Regions from separate parts of the Homo sapiens genome. Here region 2 is linked to region 1. The links are chromatin contacts, found by Hi-C or POLR2A ChIA-PET in ENCODE. All regions are on one chromosome and are shown on one strand. Each heading gives the region's core, a stretch centred on a gene start or an enhancer-like site at or near the end of the contact. The rest is flanking DNA. Distances are from core to core; before and after follow the strand shown.

The links. A loop is a pair of places that touch in the nucleus more often than their neighbours do. ChIA-PET counts read pairs that join two places held with the same protein, here RNA polymerase II (POLR2A). Pooled maps may share reads with other maps.
Region 2: a loop to region 1 is called in a map of endothelial cell of umbilical vein, with 4 times the contacts of the local background. The contact joins the enhancer-like site here to the promoter of BCKDHB in region 1. A Hi-C loop is called at or near these places in 2 of 168 maps with a recorded cell type or tissue (Caco-2 and endothelial cell of umbilical vein) and 5 of 50 pooled maps. POLR2A ChIA-PET finds 5 or more read pairs at or near these places in 3 of 52 experiments (MCF 10A, WTC11 and activated naive CD8-positive, alpha-beta T cell).

What each region holds. Positions count from the first base shown.
Region 1 is chr6:80,104,070-80,108,516 of GRCh38, forward strand. BCKDHB (branched chain keto acid dehydrogenase E1 subunit beta) reads left to right here and starts at 2,602. Exons shown (of 10, transcript NM_183050.4): 1 at 2,602-2,820. The coding sequence starts at 2,625. RefSeq lists enhancers at 2,398-2,898, 2,865-2,944 and silencers at 2,485-2,684, 2,715-2,814.
Region 2 is chr6:80,180,404-80,184,850 of GRCh38, forward strand. The region is part of intron 6 of BCKDHB (branched chain keto acid dehydrogenase E1 subunit beta); the gene reads left to right. Among named protein-coding and RNA genes, the nearest start is that of BCKDHB, 76 kb to the left of the region's middle. Within about 2 kb of position 2,073, at least 2 of the 41 ENCODE cell types and tissues checked have a DNase peak (open chromatin) inside an H3K27ac peak, as active enhancers do; they include endothelial cell of umbilical vein, where a contact is called at or near this core.

The DNA.
Region 1 (4,447 bases), core at 1,352-3,851:
GCAATAATTTGATTTCTTTTTTTTCTGCCTCCATGATACCTCTGTTTGAGTTTGAAAGGAGGCAGATGCCAGGATGTAATACTGCAAAACTATCATCTTGCTATATAAAATGGTCGTCTAAAAGCAAGCTGAGACTAAACAGGTACAAGTTGCACAGGTAGTGAAGCTCAGTGAGAGCAAGTGATGCAAGAGTCATTCTGAAGGGTGAAGAGCAACTTTGCTTTGTATTCCAACTCCATAGTCATGGGTTCTGCAATTGGAAATAGCTTAAACAAAGAGGGGAATACATTTTAAGGATACGGTGATGTCTCATAGAACCCCAGGACCAGAAAGCAGTTAGGCCTTGGGAATAAATGGAATCAGGAACTCAAATATAATCACACTCTTCACCTTTTCTGGTTCACGAAATTACTGAAAACTCCCATTTTTTGCAGTTCCTAGTGGCATTTAAAGATAATCTGATCTTTCTTTCTAAACTACACTTCCAAAATTCCCAGAAAAGGACAGTTTCCCAAATTGAGTAAATGTGGCCAGGGCAAGGGGAATGGAGGAAAGTCCCACTGTAATAACATAGACATTTTCATGGTTACCAGGCAAATGGTGTGGTAGAGATGGGGAAAATTTAAAAAATCAGTTTGCAAAACAGGTGAATCTGGCAGGTGCTCTGTTTGTTTTTCCTGGCTGCATGTAGTTGAAAGTTCAAACCTCTTAGACCTTCAAAATCTCCCTTTAATCTGTTTTTCCTACTTTTTCTGTTAACCCTGTATCATTCCCTACACCCTGAATCTAGAAGCACCAAGCTATTTTCTCTTCCTGGAATGCACTGTGCTCTTCATGCCTATCAGCCTTTATACAGGTTTCTTCTTAGTTTGGAATGCCATTTTCTCCCTAGTCTGCCTGGTAACTTCTAGTCATCTTTTAGGTCTAGCTCAGAGTTATATCTGGAAACACTTGACTTTCAAATAAGAGTTTATTGCTCTTTTTGTGTTTCACTTTGTTTGCACTATTCTAGGACTCCTATCACATTGGATTGTAGTTGCCTAATCTGTCTCTTTTCTCTACCACCTTGGACATTTTAGAAGTAAAACTATGCCTTGATCTTATTTGTCTCAATGGTGGCTTGTCATTGGGTTGTACGTAGCAGAGGTTCAATAAAATTCTCATCAGTTATTATTTTTCTCTTTTTCTCCCCGACCTAAATAATCTCAGTACCCCCAGCTCCCTAAACTATCAACAAATAGAAAAAAAGCTCTATTCATTTTTATCCTTGTTCTTTACTCTCCTTAGTTTAAACCCAAATTTGACTATGTAAATGTAATTTCATTTTGTTACCCCTTCCTTCATTAAAACAAAAATACCCTTCATGCACATGCAAAACACTCTACCCCACACTATTAAAACAGCAGAAATGAACACTAACAAAAGCCAAGATAAAAAATTTCCCCAATGTTGAATTTTTGGACTTAGTGTGGGGGTAGGAAAAATGGAGACATAATTCTGGTTCTCCCTTTGGCAGTTTTCAATTGCTGTTTCTTAATCTCAGTCAGAAAACACATTTCTCTGCCTCTCCTTTTGCCCCATTTCTACCCTCTCCTCCCTTGCCCCTGTGCAAAACCAAAGATGGGTTAAGAGGCAAGGCATAATGGAAGAGGAATGTTCTTTTCCTCCACTCCCACTTTCTTCTTCAAATTCTGTTTTGGGACCATCCTTCCCCACCCTCCCATTTTCATCTGATGGACACACTGTCTCTGTTGTCTCTTGTCATATTTGATTTTATGATATTTCATGTTTTATGTGCTTTTTTTTTTTTTTAGTAAATTCATGGACAGAGAATGTATCCTGGTAAACACTTAGATTAAAACAAATTTACATAGTTGATTACTATAAATGAAAATTAGTGACTCAAATTCTCCAGGTTTCTAAGCTACTTAGACTAAGCCAATCAGGTAATTTTTGCTACTTCTGGGCAAAATGTATCTGAATTCCTATTCAGTGGATTTGCAGGATGAAATCTAAGTTTACCTCTTTCATCTCTCATTTAAATGTGGAAAAACGAAATCAATAAAAATCTATATATGCTTATTAAGCATTTTAAGGAGGGTGTGAATAAGGAGTGAAAGCTTTGAGCAGTGACTACAGCAGTTTTTCGAAAGTCAAAACAATAACCAATGCCAATCAGTAGCTCTCTTCACCTCTCACACAATAATAGAGACAGGACAGGATAAAAAAGGGTTACATTTAAAAAAAAGTATGGATGTTAAACCATTGGAAATGGCACTGTAAATGACACCGGAAAAGATCGCCTCCAGGCACTGTGTGGAACTTTGCAAACTCGGGTCCTCACCCGAGGACCGCACGGCCGACCTCGGGGAGGCTCCACCCCAGAAACTATTTCATTGGCGCCACCTCTAGCCCACACTTCCCCTCTTCCGCATGCGCACAAGGAGCAGAAGCCGACCAGCTCGTCACGTCGCCTTCCCCGCCCCTAAATTTCCAGTTCCGATTGGTCTGTTTCATGGGACCGCCCCTCTGGCCCGACCAATGTGGAAGCCTCCTCGGGTGCTCCGCCCTCCCCGCAGGCGGCGTGCGGCTGCATAGCCTGAGAATCCCGGTGGTGAGCGGGGATGGCGGTTGTAGCGGCGGCTGCCGGCTGGCTACTCAGGCTCAGGGCGGCAGGGGCTGAGGGGCACTGGCGTCGGCTTCCTGGCGCGGGGCTGGCGCGGGGCTTTTTGCACCCCGCCGCGACTGTCGAGGATGCGGCCCAGAGGCGGCAGGTGGCTCATTTTACTTTCCAGCCAGATCCGGAGCCCCGGGAGTACGGTGAGCCCTGGGACTGCCCACTCGGTCCCGCTGCAGCCCGGACTCCCAGGCTCGCAGGCGCCCGCGAGGGGCAGGGGCCGGCAGGCTGCAATCCTTGCATCCCAGCTTATTAACTTCCTGACTCTCTGGAACCTCCTTGCCTCAGGGTCTAACTGTGGTTCACTTCTTGCTCTATTTTTGTGACTGTTCAGCCCTCGAGACGCAGTCCCCCCTCCCCCGCAACTTTGAGATGGGTGAGAGGGCATACTGCCACCTGGAAGAGCCTGAGGGTGGAGGGGTGGTGCCCAGGGAACGCCTCCCTTTTCTCTGTCCTCCGTCCTTGCTTTCTCAACCCAGGCCTTAGGTGTTGTTCCAGCCTGGCCAGGACTGGGCCACTAGCTTAGGTAGAGGCATTTAAAAGATATATATATATGTTTATATATATATATTTTAAATGTATATTATATATATTATATATAAAATATATATATGTATATAAAATCAATTCAGTTACTCAGTCCCTTGGTTTCTTCTTACATACAGAAATTGTGTGTATGTGTGTGTGTGTGTGTGTGTGTATATATCCACACACATATATATATGTGTGGATATATATACGCGCATATATATGCATATATATGTGCGCATATATATATATATGCATATATATATATGCACACATATATATGCATATATATATGCATATATGTATATATGTCCCTTGGTTTCTTCTTACCTACAGAATTCTGAGTAATTGAACTGATTTTCCCAAGGTCACAGAACAGGTCCTTCCTAGAGATGTGAAAGAATTCAGACTTTCTACTTGAGCTTAGTACTGAGCTTGTCCTGGGCTATGCTGCCACTTAGCCAAGGAGGTGAAGGGGATGAGAGGAGGAAGCCATAGGAAGGGCATGTAGCAAACTCCTCATAGTATGACTGTTGCATGATTTTTACCATTTCTGCAAGTTTCATGTAATGTCTCTCATCAGAATATCAGATCCAGTGTCTCTCTTCAGAATATCAGGAAACTGTAGGGAAACATGTATTGCTTCCTTGTCTAATAACTTCTCATGTGCATGCTAGAGCTGACATTTTTGGAAGTGTGTCTTGTGGATAAGAATGAACAGTTATTGAGTGCTTACCAGGGTCAGGTGCTGTGTGTATGTTTCATCATCTCATTTAAGGGTTAGGACAACCTTAAAAGGTTAGTAAAGTTTTTATTCCCATTTTGCAGTTAGGTTAATGGAGTCTTGAGACAGTTTGACCAAGATTACACAGGTAAGTTAGTGGTAGCTCCAAAGCTCCAGCTTTGGAATCTAATTGATCAGATTCCAGAGCTTCCATTCTAAACAATGTACTAAGATGCGTGTAGATATAATTTACTTGGAGGGCGTCCCAGTATTGTGAAACAGTAGGTACCATAAAGGTTAATAGTAGGTGTTTTTTTTTTTTTTTCCACCACCAAGATGAGCCCTCAATTCTGTCTTCAAAGCAAATTCTGTCTTCAAAGCAAAGAAATTTTGGTCTAATACTTGAGAAATAGTCCAACTTTCCATAGTTGTAAACTTACTAAAATCTAAGTAAAATGATATCATGTTATCATGATATATATCATGATATATATAAACTTGTTCTTATTTTAAAAATA
Region 2 (4,447 bases), core at 823-3,322, 76 kb after region 1:
TTCAAAAAGAGTGAGTCAGTGTGACATTATCACATATAGGCATCTTGTGAAGAAGATATTCTTTAATGTCTTTTGGTTTTACTTAATTGAATGACACATGACATCAGTGATATTGAATTAAATATGATTTTCATCTGTGATTCTTCTAGTGGGAAATCAAGACAGACTAAAAGACTAAAATCCTTGTATTGTTTGTCTTGTTTCTAGGATTTCTGGATAATCCAAAAATACGTAAAAATAGGACATAATGATATTGAGGAACTTTTTTAGCAGATGTACTAATTGTGTATGAATTCATATATTTTGAAGAGACGAACATTATTTAAAGTAGCTTTTTAATGGTAGAAGACTTAAAATATTTTTTGCCAAGTATCAGTGTACGTAAAGAGAGAAATTAATATTTTGTATTTTACATTAAGCAGATTAATTTGTGCGGGTTAGTATATTTAATGCTAGGTACACTCACAAGAGTAAGTTGGATCCATTAGTGGGAGAAATTGAATTCATTTGTTAGATTTTTAAATTAGTTTCTAAATTGAAATAATACACATAATTTAAAAAGTCAAATGATAGCTTCTAATAAAAAATAGCAGTTCCTTACCTTACCCTTCACCAAATCCAAGCATCTTTCCCCACAGGCAACAACTTTCAACTCTTTTAGTTGAAAGAGTTGAACTCCAGACTTTAAGAAATGCATTTTATTTATAAATCATCCAGTCTTAGGTATTCTGTCCTAGCAAAACGAAGTGGACTAAGACAATTAGGTTTGCTAAATGTCAGCTGGATCCTTAACTACAGTGAGGTAGTTCTGATACCCTCTTGAGTTTATTTAATTTCTTCTTTTTAAATTAAAAATGTATACAACTGCTGAAAATCAGATAATTTTATTTTGTTGTACACAATATTATAATTAAGGCATTGGTTTACAATGGCTTACCTTATTTTCTTAAAAATATTTATTTTTCTCATTATAAAGGTAACACATACTCTGACTGTCAGCCATCGATGCTTAACAGGCCACTCCTGAAACTCAGTGGCTAAGTCAACAATGTTCTTTATATAGCTCATCTGCAGGTCAGCATTTAGGCCGGTCACAGCTCAGCAATTCTGGTCTTGTCTAGGCTTCCTCATAGGTCTATAGTCAGTTGTAGGTCAGGTGTGGGTTGGATTTGCTGATTTTAGTTGGGCTATTTCACCAGTTGTGGCTGATAGGCTTTGGTCTATCTGTCCCTTTATCACCCTGCGGGCTGGCTCAAGCTTGTTCACCTGGTGGAAGCAGAGGTTGTAAGGCCCTTGAAGCATAGGCTTGGAGTTGACATACTGTCACTTCTGCCATAGTATGTTGGCCAAAATAAGTCACAAAGTCAGCCCAAGTTGAAGAGGAGGACAAATAGACACCATCTCTTCATGGGAAAAGATGCCTACTCATATTGCAGAAGGGTGTGAATACAGGGAGATTTGGATTCTGTCTATTGCTTAATCTTTTATATATGTTTGTACTGAAAAGTACAAACAAAGATAAAAGGAACTCATAAGTCCATCCTCTAACTACTGTTGACTTTTTGTTTTATATACTGTAAGACTGTTTTATCTATACTTTTAAACGTATATTATTAATTTATTTCAGTTTCCATTTGATTACAAGTCATGTTTGTTTATTTCATATTTCTTCTATGAAGTGGTCAAGTAGATTTCTATTTTGTTCTTAAAATCGCATGGTAGCATTTCTTGTAAATCTACAGTTCCAGATATCTAAAGCCGGCAGGACTTCAGCTAATAGGCAATTATTCTATTTTGTGATGAGAAGGCCCTGACTTAGTATTGAGTAGCAGGAAGAATCAAAAGGTGTTCAGTCAACTGACAGTGCAATTGCCTTTGAATTTGTTTGTATATCTTCTGTGACTGAGTTAATAAACTGAACTATTCATGGAATAGGACCCAGTGGGATTTTCTTATGCTATGGTATATTTTTAATATTATTCACTTTTCAGGCTAAGTTTGACCGTAAGCAGATATCTATTTTTGATCATTAGCTTTAAGGTATTTACATTCTCAATGACTAAGCTTAAGCTATGTGGTAGAGTGATTTATTTTTGTTCCTGAATAAAATTTTAATACCATGAGTCATGTGTTTTCTTTGTAAAAAGTTCCAGCATCACAGAACTATATAGCATAATATAGTGAAAGTTCCCTTTTCCTACTGGCTCACTTTGAACTCCTTTCCTTAAGCCTTTTTCTGTGCTTTTATATTTACATACATATGTGAATATATAGAATACATTTACTTCCATGTAAACAGATTTTGTATGTGTAACATAAAAATATTGTATTATAAACATTGTTTTGTAACTTGCTTTGCAAATTATTTTCTATCCATTTAGTCAAGTATGTGAGTGTATAAAATGTACACACACAAATAATACAAATAAGAGCATGTTACAAATATTGTATAACTTGCTTTTTTTACCAATATATTTTTGATATATTTCTGTATCTATTCACATAGGCTTAGCTGGTTTTTATATTCATAAAACCGTATTCATTTTATAGTCATAAAATTTCTTCACATGTACCTTCACATGTATCCTTTCCCTATTATGGAACAACGAATTGTTTCTAAATTCTGGTTATTTTAAAAAATGTTGAAGAAAACATCTCTGCTTGTATATATATGTGTATGTAGAAGAAGAAAATTACGCTTGTGTTCTTTATTGTAAATATTCTACAACCTGTATCTCTTAATCCCTTTCTTGCTTTCTCTAAGCCCCATATATTCAATTTAGCCCTGAGTAATGCATGATTGACGAAGCCAGATGCTGTGTGTCTAAACAGCAGTTAATGAAAAACTATGGAAGGATAGGGAATCATTACCACAGGTACTGTGGGGCGGCAAGACTCAATAAAGTAACTGTTACTAAAATCTAAAAATGAAAACAGGAAATATTTGTCAGACATTTAACTTGGCAATTGTAAGAGTGAAAACCTTGTGTTTTTATTCACTTGTGTATCAGAATTTGCCGTTTTTTAATTAAGAGTTATTTTTTAAGAGCAATTTTAGATTCACAGCAAAATTGAGAGATAGACATGGAGATTTTCCACATACCCACTGACCTCAAACAAGCATAGCCTTCCCCATTGCCAACATCCCCATCAGAGTTGTACATTTTTTACAATTGATGACCTATGTTAACACATTGTCATCACTCAAAGTCCATGGTTTACATCAGTGTTCACTCTTAGTGTTGTACCTTCTGTGGGTTGTATGATGACATGTATCTACCACTATAATATCTTGCAGAGTATTTCCACTGTCCTAGAAATTTTCTGTGCTTCATCTGTTTGTCTCCCCTCACTTCAACCCCTGGCAAACACTGATAGCTTTATTGTATCCATAGTTTTATCTTTTCCAGAATGTCATATAATTGGAATTATGCAGTATGAAACCTTTTCAGATTGGCTTCCTTCACTTAGTACTATGTATTTAAGATTCCTCCATGTCTTTTCATGGCTTGATAACTCATTTCTATTTAATGCTGAATAATACTCCATTGTTTGGAAGTAACACAGTTTATTTATTCATTCACCTGCAGAAAGGTATCTTGGTTGCTTCTAAGTTTTGACAGTTATGAATAAAGTTGCTGTAAACATCCATGTGCAGGTTTTGGTGTGCAAATAAGTTTCAACTTATTCATCTGGTAGTAATTGTTTTATAAATTTGGGAGCTCCAGTGTTAGATGCATATTATTTAGGATTGTGATATTTTCCTGTTGGAGTAGTCCTTTTATCATTATGTAATATCCCCCTTTGACTTTTTAAATTGTTGTTGCTTTAAAGTCTGTTTTGTCTGAGAATACCTACTCCTGCTAGCTTTGGTTTCCATTTGCATGAAATATCTTTCTCCATCCCTTTACCTTAAGTTTATGTGAGTCCTTAGGTGTTAAGTGAGTCTCTTGAAGACAGACAGTAGATACTTGGTTGGTAGATTTTTATTTATTCTGTATCTCTTAAGTGGAGCGTTTAAGCCATATACATTTAACATTAGCATTGAGATGTGAGGTACTGTTTTATTCATCATGTTGTTGCCTGAATACCTTTTTTTTAAAGTTGTCTTTTTTTAATAGGCCTTGTGAGATTTATACTTTATAGGGAGGTTCTATTTTGGTATATTTCAAGGTTTTGTTTCAAGATTTAGAACTCCTTTTAGAAGTTCTTGTAGTGCTAGCTTGGTAGTGGAGAATTCTTTCAGCATTTGTTTATCTGAAAAAGACTTTATCTCTCCTCTATTTATGAAGGTTAGTTTTGCGGCATACAAAATTCTTGGCTGATAATTATTTTATTTAAGGAGGCTAAAGATAGGACCCTAATCCCTCTTGGCTTGTAGGGTTTCTGCTGAGAAATCTGCTGTTAATCTGAGAGGTTTTCCTTTATAGGTTACCTGATGCTTTTG